Linked DNA regions of Homo sapiens: regions 1 and 3 are each linked to region 2. A link is a contact called in ENCODE Hi-C or POLR2A ChIA-PET data. All regions are on one chromosome and are shown on one strand. Each heading gives the region's core, a stretch centred on a gene start or an enhancer-like site at or near the end of the contact. The rest is flanking DNA. Distances are from core to core; before and after follow the strand shown.

Region 1 (2,870 bases), core at 232-2,731, 200 kb before region 2:
CTCACAGCCATCCTCAGAGCCACAGGCTGCCCCTGGGCCCAAGGTCCCGCTGCCACACAGAGACTATCCTTGACCTCACAGGTGCCCTCATCTCTGCTCACAAACCCTCTGGAGATGTCAACACAGGGCCAGGTGCAGGGCCAGTCTGCTGGGGTCACCTGGAGCCAAAGAGAAGACCCTGGTCCTGGAGCCTGCTGGGGGATCCCCACTACACAGCCAAGCCGCCTGAGATGCCGCCGTCACAGGCCAGCTGCTCAGAAAGCTGGGGCTTCGGGGCTTGCGTGGCATCCACGGCTCCCAACTCACGACAGTACACGCAGACACACGCTCACCCGCACACATGAACACCCACACTAGCAGTACACTCAGACACACACTCACCTGCACACACACTCACACTAGCAGTACACGCAGACACTCTCTCACTCGCACACACGAACACCCACACTAGCAGTACACGCAGACACACACTCACCCGCACACACAAATCCCAACCCACGACAGTACACGCAGACACACGCTCACCCGCACACACAAATCCCAACCCACACTAGCAGTACACACAGACACACGCTCACCCGCACACACGAACACCCACACTAGCAGTACACGCAGACACACACCTGCACACACAAACACCCACACTAGCAGTACACGCAGACACTCTCTCACTCGCACACACGAACACCCACACTAGCAGTACATGTAGACACACACTCACCCGCACACACAAATCCCAACCCACGACAGTACACGCAGACACACGCTCACCCGCACACATGAACACCCACACTAGCAGTACACGCAGACACCCGCTCACACACACACACGAACACCCACACTAGCAGTACACGCAGACACCCACTCACCTGCACACACGAATCCCAACCCACGACAGCAGAGGCAGACACCCTCTCACCTGCACACACAAACACCCACACTAGTGCAGGAGGCCAGGCCTGCACACACCCTCACACGTATGGACATATGTATGACACAAGTTCACAGACACCCTCACACCCACACATACACAGTAAGACATGCCTGCACACACCTTCACACGCATGGACACACACGCTGGCTCACACCCTCACACACATATACAGTAAGACACACAAATACACCCTCACACTCACACATATACACCCCTGCACACGCCCTCACACGCATGGACACACCTTCACATGCACAGACACGCTCACAGAGACACCCTCACAACTACACGTATACAGTAAGACATGCCTGCACACACCCGCACACGCACACAGGCTCACAGACACCCTCACACCCACACATACACAGTAAGACACGCCTGCACACACCCTCACACTCATGGACACACAGACACGCTGGCTCACACCCTCCCCCCGCCCTCCCGCACACCCACGTTGGACACGGCCTCGGACTCCCCCTGGTGGTGAAGCTCCGCACACACCGGGCGTTTTCTCCGGGGACCGACGGGCAGGGGCAGCCCTGGGCCCACGCTCTGGATTCTGACCGCCTGGGGGTTGGGGGACGGTGCGGCTGTGACCCTTCCTGTTCACTCTGAGCTTCACTTGAGTCTGAGCTCCTGACTCCCCCGGGCTCCGGCCCATCACACACACACAGCCGTTGCAGGAATAAGGCTTCTCCCACAGACGCTCAATCACATTGCTGAGTTACGAATGGAGACACCTAAATTTATTTTCCCAAGCACCTTGTGAATGGAGCTGCTGGGGCTCCGGGCTGGTCACGGCATCTGTCCAAAGTGGAGGGGGTGTGCTGGTGTCTTCTACGCCAAGGGGACAACTGTCCAGGTTAAGCGTCGGCCCACATCCCGATTTCGGTTCCTGGCCTGGCTCCCTGATGCGGGACAGAGCTGAGCACGCCCGTGCGGGGCTTACTGAACGCTCCTCTCTAGATCCCCGCACCTTTAACTTGGGGGAATCTATTGTGCACGATCAGTTCTTCCTGTTTCTTCTCTGTCTCTGCGTTTGAACGGGTATAACCCCAGGAAGATGAGACCTCCCTACGCCAGGTTCTCAGAGGCAGCTGCTGCTCAGTTTCTTTGACGTCCTTAAATAAATCTTTCTAAAGGAACCCACCATGGTGGCCACAAGAGGTGAAGCAGCATCACTCTTGACCTGCACAGCGACCGCAAAAATAAACCAGGACCTTCCTGCAGAGGCTCGCCCATCCCAGCCTGCGGCTCCTTGATCCCCAGGACCTGAGCTGGGCGTAGAAAAGCATTAGGGACCCATGGCCCCAAGAAGGCTTCCTGCTTGACAAGGCAGAGACGGAGAGAGGACTGGGATGTGTCCATTGCTCCCACATCGGGGGTCCCTGCCCCATGCCGAGACCAAGGACCCCCCTTCGTTCCTGCCCTGCCCTTCCCCAGGCAGGGGGATGGAATGGGCAGCATAACCGTGGGTGGCCTAGCCCACCACACTCACTTGAGACCCCTGAGCAGCTGCTCTCAGCTCTGGAAGCTGCTGGAAGACCCCAGCCCACCTTCCTGGCACCTTTGCTGCCATAAAGAGATGCCTTCCCTACCTGGAAACTGTTGGTGACTGACTTGTAATGACATCGCAGCTGTCTCTCTCCCTCCCTGTTTCCCCAGCCTCACTTCCCTAACTGCTCTCCTCTGCTGCCCGCTGCATGCCAAGCCCACCTCTCTCAGACTGTCAGGGTCTGGGGAGGGGTCAGCCAAGGTAGGTCCCAGCTGCCCCCACCCTCCAGCGGCCATCCCAATACTGACCCATCCCAACACCGACCCACCCCAACACCCACCCATCCCCAAAACTCACCCACCCATTGCCAACACGGACCAACCCCAACAACCACCCATCCCCAACACTTACCCACCCCAACACCCACCCACCCCAACACGG
Region 2 (3,064 bases), core at 1-2,500:
GGCCTTTCAGATGGCAACGGGGTTTCTGAGACGTGCTGGAAACAACATTCCCAGAGTAGTTAAAAAGTCAACGCTGAACTGCTCTCAAATGTAACAAAGAACAACTAAGAGTTTGAAAAACAAAGAAGACTGAGTGAAGCCGCCAGGCACAGAGCTCCAGGCTCTCCAGGGCCACACCTCCAACCCCAGGCACCTCACACGGACAGTTCAAGGCCAGGCACAGAGCTCCGGGCTCTCCAGGGCCACACCTCCAACCCAGGCACCTCACACGGACAGTTCAAGATACACAGTGGCCGAGATGCCCCTGTCACCGCGGAAACCAGGACGACCCATCAGCAGGGCAGTCGATGACGGCCCCACGAGCGGTCCCCAGATGCGGCCAAGCCCCCACCGCGAACTCCAAAGCGAGGACTCCGAGGGCCCGAGAAGTCGCCTGTCCTGCTGCTGCGGCTCAGGGACACTCACGTCTTCCACGTTCCCGGACGTCCTGTCCTTCCAGCAGAAGTGAATAAGCGAGTCGTCCGTCTGCTGAATGTACACCAGCCCTTTCCGCTTATCCGGAGTCACGGTGGTCCCCTTCAGGGACATCTTTCCCGCCCGAAACTCCACCAAGTACTTGTTGGAGGCGCCCCGAGAGCCTGGCACCAGGCTTGGAAAGAGCGCGCCTGAGGTCGTCATCCTGAAAGCGCGGAGAGGACGCTGAGACGCGGCGGTCACTGTCGCCTGCGGTCCGGCAAGCTCCCGCCCCCTGGGGTGTTTGCGAGCAGGGGGCCTGCGCCCAGAGCTGCCTAAGGCAGACTCAGACACGCCGGGCTGCCTTTCCGCGTTTGCCCCGCTCACGACGATCGCACCGCCCGCACTCGGCGCTGGGCCGGGGCAGCCCCGCCAAGCCTAGTGGGGCCGGCCCTAGGCTTGACGCCGTCTCCGCGGGGCACCAGCCTCGACGCGCCACCCCGGCGACCCGCTCCGCGGGGCAGACCCGCCCGAGCTCCCGCCGAGCCCCACGTTCAGAGCCGCAGGCGGAACCGGGGCGGCGCCCGAGACCCCAGAACCCCCGCCCGGCCCGGCCCCCGCAGGCCCCACCCGCCGCGCCGGCCACCTTCTCGTCTTGGCTGCCCCCGCCCCATCCTTGGTCCAGCAGCCCCTGCCCCCGCCTCCGGTCGCCCCCGGCCGCCCCAGGCCCGGCGACTCCCGCACCTGCCTCGCGCCCACACTCGTTCGAGAGGCGCCGTCCGGGCTCGCTCTTCCTCCTCGGCGCCTGCCGGGCCCCGCCGGAAACCCGCGTTCGGCCCGCCCCGCCTGCCGCTCTCGCCGCCGATTGAGCCCCGTAAGCCGCGCAGCCGGCTCTAACCTGCCAACGATTGGCGAGGGCGACCGTCCATCGCACTCGCTCCTCCCCGGTCCGCCCCCGCGCCGGCGGCTCTTTTCCGGCGGAAGCGCGGGCCGCAGGGCGCTTGGACCAGAGCGGCCCCTATTGTTGCTGTGTCATAGGGGAGCGGCGGCGGCCCCTAGAGGCGGCGCCAGGGACCACAGGCGGGTTTCAGAGGGGCGCTGGGGAACTGCTCAGGTGGGGCCGAGCCCACCCCTCGGCGTCGCCCGCCCGGGCGGGCAGAGCTGTCACTCGTGTGGCTGAGCCAGGGGTTAGGCGGAGGCCGAGGAGTGCGGTCCGGCTGTGGGCGGCGGGCACCAGGGCTACGCATAGAAGTGACCATGGGTTCAGCGCTTTGGGGACCCAGGCGGGAGCTGGAGTCCACGCGTCCGGGAGAGCAGGGGTCCGGGAGGGTAGAGCGAGGGTGAGAACCGTGATATGGTCTCAGCTGTATACATCTAGTCCCGCAGGGGTCCGGGAGGGCAGGGGTCAGGAAGGGGTGGGTCCGGGAGGAGAGGGGTCCCGAGAGGGGAGGGGCTCCTGGAGGGGAGGGATCTGGGAGGGGTGAGTCCGGGAGGGGAGGGGTTCCCGGAGGGGAGGGGGCCCGGGAGGGGAGAGGGTCCCGGAGGGGAGGGATCTGGGAGGGGTGAGTCCGGGAGGGAGGAGTCAGGGAAGGCCTGAGTCCCAGACGGGTAGGGTCCTGGAAGGGAGGGGTCCTGGAGGGCAGGGGCTCACCCTCTGGACGCCTGGATGGGAAAGGCCACAGGGTAAAAAGGCGGCAGTCGCCCGCCAGTGTTGTGTAACTTTGAGTCACTTTGACACAAACTAAAGCGAAGACAACAGATAGTGTTTGTGGCGCCCCAGCCGGCTGCTGAAGGGACACGTTCTTTGGGATTTGCCTACAGCGACGCCAGGCGGGGGCTCTTAGAGGGCTCAGGCGCGGTGGCTCACGCCTGTAAACCCAGAACTTTGGGAGGCCGAGGCGGGCGGATTACTTGAGGCCAGGAGTTCAAGACCAGCCTGGGCAACATGGTGAATGAAACCCCGACTCTACTAAAAATGCAAAAATTAGCCAGGTATGCTGGCACATGCCTGTAATTCCATCTACTCAGGAGGCTGATGCACGAGAATCGCCTGAACCCGGGAGGTGGAGGTTGCAGTGAGCCGAGATTGCACCACTGCACTCCAGCCTGGGCGACAGAGGAAGACTCCTTCTCAAAAAAAAAAAATAATAATAATAATAGTAATAAAATAGAGAGGTCAGGCGCTTCGTGAGAACCCTGAGGTGCAGTGGCCTCTGCACCCCAGTTAAGCAAGACTAGATGTTTGCAGCTGAGACTGTGCCAGGGTCCTCAGGTTCTCCTTTGCCCATCGCTCACTTCCTTCTTTCCTTCAGATACTTCACTCCCTTCGGGCGCTCCCCGGGGTCACCGTGTGCTTGGTGGCTCACCCTCAGAGTGGATGCACAGCTGTGTGCTTACGTGCTCTCTGAGGTCTTTAGGTGTGTGTTTTCACTCACCCTTGTTGGGAGATGCGTTGGTGTTGATGCTGGCAGCTCCAGTCCTTTCATTCTGCAGGGAGCCTACTACTCAGGCCTCCATTGTCTCGGTGGCAGAGCTTGTGCCAGTTATGTTTAGTTGCCAGCTTTTGACTGTCATAATGCTTCCATTTGAAACATTGATTGAGCTAAAGATT
Region 3 (2,890 bases), core at 111-2,610, 170 kb before region 2:
CGCAAAAGGAAGGAAGGGAGGGAGGGAGGGAGGGAGGGAGGGAGGGAGGAAAGAAAGAAAGAAAGAAAGAAAGAAAGAAAGAAAGAAAGAAAGAAAGAAAGGAAGGAAGGAAGGAAGGAAGGAAGGAAGGAAGAAAGAAAAAAGAACTTTCATGGCCACCACGCCTGGGTCCACCCGGTGTGCTCCGAGAAAGAAAGAAAGAAAGAAAGAAAGAAAAGAAAGAAAGAAAGAAAGAAAGAAAGAAAGAAAGAAAGAAGGAAGGAAGGAAGGAAGGAAGGAAGGAAGGAAGGAAGGAAAGAAAGAAAGAAAGAAAGAAAGGAAGGAAGAAAGAAAAAAGAACTTTCATGGCCGCCAAGCCTGGGTCCACCCGGTGTGCTCCGAGAAAGAAAAAAGAAAGAAAGAAAGAAAAGAAAGAAAGAAAGAAAGAAAGAAAGAAAGAAAGAAAGAAAGAAAGAAAGAAAGAAAGAAAAAAAGAAAAAAAGAACTTTCATGGCCGCCAAGCCTGGGTCCACCCGGTGTGCTCCGAGCCCGCCGTTCCGTTTCCCGCAACCTGCGGAGCTGCTCCGCGGCAGCGGCGCCTCCATGCAGCCCTCACCGGGAGTGCGAGCGGGACACGGTTCCCTGACCTGGGTCGCCTCCTACCCACACGCATTTCTGGCGCCTGGAGGAAACTCTTCCCGAGTCCCCGAGAGCCGGCTGAGAGCCCCACCGGGGTTGGGGCCTTCGAGCCTGGCACCCAGATCGGGCCTTAGAGGCTGGACCCTGCCCACCTCCCACTGGGACCCCGAGCCTTGTGGCCCCGCTTGCTCAGAAACCGAGGAAATCGCGGGGCTCCCGCCAGTGCACCCCGTCCCAGTCCAGCGACCCGAGCCGGCCGTCCCTATGGAAGCCGGTTCCCTGCACCGAGCCCCGGGTGCGGCCACGCAACGAGGGGGCCCACGGGGTTCCACCGCCGCGTGTCCATCGGTGAGCGGGGCCGGGATCACCGACTCAGCCACCAGACACGGAGCCCGTCTTTAGGCCAGCCTTCGGCGGGGGCCGGGGCAGGGAGGCAGAGGGCTCGGGACTCGCACAAACTTGGAGAAGTCTCTGCGCCCGACTCCCCGGGGCCCACGAAGCCCTCGGCCCGCCCGTCTAGCTGCACTGGTCCGGGCTCCGCGCTGGCCGCCCCGTGTCGTGCGTCCTTGTCGCCAAGCCCCGCGAGCAGGGCCTGCCAGGGTCACGTGGCTCTACGGCCGGAGCCCCAGCGCTGACCCTGCGGGGAAGAAGGGGCGGGCGCGGGGAGGGAAGGGGCGGCGCGGCGGGGGCGGGCCGGGGCGGCGCGGAGGGGGCTGCGGAGCCTCAGCGGCCCGGGCTTCCAGTCTTCGGCCCGCCGGTCGCCGACCCACCGCCACCGCCGTGCCCTGCCGCCCTCCCTGCCCGCTGGTGAGTGCTCCAGCCCGGGCTGCAGCCGCGCGCCCCTCCCCACCCGGCCCCTCCCAGCGCGGCGGGGCCCCGCTCTCCAGGCCCTGCGTCCTGCGGCCGCGCCAGGCCCGTCCTTCCCAGGCCCCCACCGAGCTCACCCCGGGGACCTCCGAAGCCCGGTCGGGGAGGAGGTGGGCTCGGCGTTGTGACTGCCCCGGGGATGACGCGCTGGCCTCTCCCATCCCCGCGGTTCCTCTCCCTCGGGTTCGGGGACCCGCCCCGCGAACGTCCCGGGCTGGGGACTGGGAAGCGCTGCCCGAAGCGGCGGCACCTGCCCGGCATAAGCTCGGGCGCTGGCGGAGGGCGCAGAGCTCCCGTGACCTCCACACCTGTCCCTCTTCCCTGCAGGTCAAGACCACGCCTGGGAGGATGTACCAGAGCCTGGCGCTGGCCGCGAGCCCCCGCCAGGCCGCCTACGCCGACTCGGGCTCCTTCCTGCACGCTCCGGGCGCCGGCTCTCCGATGTTTGTGCCGCCGGCGCGCGTCCCCTCGATGCTGTCCTACCTGTCCGGGTGTGAGCCGAGCCCGCAGCCCCCCGAGCTCGCTGCGCGCCCCGGCTGGGCGCAGACAGCCACCGCGGATTCGTCGGCCTTCGGCCCGGGCAGTCCGCACCCCCCAGCCGCGCACCCGCCCGGGGCCACCGCCTTCCCTTTCGCGCACAGCCCCTCGGGGCCCGGCAGCGGCGGCAGCGCGGGGGGCCGAGACGGCAGTGCCTACCAGGGCGCGCTGTTGCCTCGAGAACAGTTCGCGGCCCCGCTTGGGCGGCCGGTGGGGACCTCGTACTCCGCCACCTACCCGGCCTACGTGAGCCCCGACGTGGCCCAGTCCTGGACTGCCGGGCCCTTCGATGGCAGCGTCCTGCACGGCCTCCCAGGCCGCAGGCCCACCTTCGGTGAGTGCGGGGGCTCCACAGTCTCGGGGCCCAGGAGCGGCCGAATCCGGGTGCAAACCCGCACCCTGCGAAACGCTCCCCTCATCCTCCCCCACGGTCCGAGCCTCCCTGCCAGGAGCGACACCAGCAGCCCCGGGGCGAGACGAGTAAACCTGGGTAACACCCCGCACGGGAAACACCCATCCAGAATTCTGTTTTAACCTGTTAATGAGAAGGAACATCTATTTCCAAACAGCATTCCGGATTGTGCCAATGTGGAGCCTCAAAAGTCTTAATCGTTTTTGTTTTTGTTTTTGAAAAGTTTTGGAAACGATTTTTATAAAGCCCAAAACATCGGTTTATTTAAGTGGCCACATTCGTCTCGGTTCTAGGACGTTTACTGATTTTAATTTGAGACCTGGTTTCAGTCGCTTCCCGAGTATCAGTTTGGAGAATCGGATTCTCGGCCTGTGAGGGGAGCGGCTCTTCCCGGTTGCAGCGTAGTCACTTTCTGGCGAAGGCGGCTCCTCTGAGCTCCGCAGGGGCCCATCCCGT

The links. A loop is a pair of places that touch in the nucleus more often than their neighbours do. ChIA-PET counts read pairs that join two places held with the same protein, here RNA polymerase II (POLR2A). Pooled maps may share reads with other maps.
Region 1: a map of gastrocnemius medialis shows a loop between it and region 2 (4-fold over the local background). The contact joins the enhancer-like site here to the promoter of ADRM1 in region 2. A Hi-C loop is called at or near these places in 34 of 168 maps with a recorded cell type or tissue (B cell, CD4-positive, alpha-beta memory T cell, CD8-positive, alpha-beta T cell and 21 more), 33 of 37 single-sample maps with no recorded cell type and 39 of 50 pooled maps. POLR2A ChIA-PET finds 5 or more read pairs at or near these places in 2 of 52 experiments (MCF 10A and activated CD4-positive, alpha-beta T cell).
Region 3: a loop to region 2 is called in a pooled map, with 2.8 times the contacts of the local background. The contact joins the promoter of GATA5 here to the promoter of ADRM1 in region 2. A Hi-C loop is called at or near these places in 2 of 168 maps with a recorded cell type or tissue (Calu3 and left cardiac atrium), 1 of 37 single-sample maps with no recorded cell type and 3 of 50 pooled maps. POLR2A ChIA-PET finds 5 or more read pairs at or near these places in 1 of 52 experiments (activated T-cell).

What each region holds. Positions count from the first base shown.
Region 1 is chr20:62,498,893-62,501,762 of GRCh38, reverse strand. No RefSeq gene overlaps it. Among named protein-coding and RNA genes, the nearest start is that of GATA5, 24 kb to the right of the region's middle. RefSeq lists an enhancer at 1,196-1,696. Within about 2 kb of position 1,481, at least 5 of the 41 ENCODE cell types and tissues checked have a DNase peak (open chromatin) inside an H3K27ac peak, as active enhancers do; they include gastrocnemius medialis and psoas muscle, where a contact is called at or near this core.
Region 2 is chr20:62,301,183-62,304,246 of GRCh38, reverse strand. It overlaps ADRM1 (ADRM1 26S proteasome ubiquitin receptor), which reads right to left and starts at 1,250. Exons shown (of 10, transcript NM_007002.4): 1 at 1,198-1,250; 2 at 466-679. The coding sequence starts at 678. RefSeq lists silencers at 1,141-1,600, 1,621-1,740.
Region 3 is chr20:62,474,465-62,477,354 of GRCh38, reverse strand. GATA5 (GATA binding protein 5) reads left to right here and starts at 1,360. Exons shown (of 7, transcript NM_080473.5): 1 at 1,360-1,425; 2 at 1,813-2,356. The coding sequence starts at 1,834.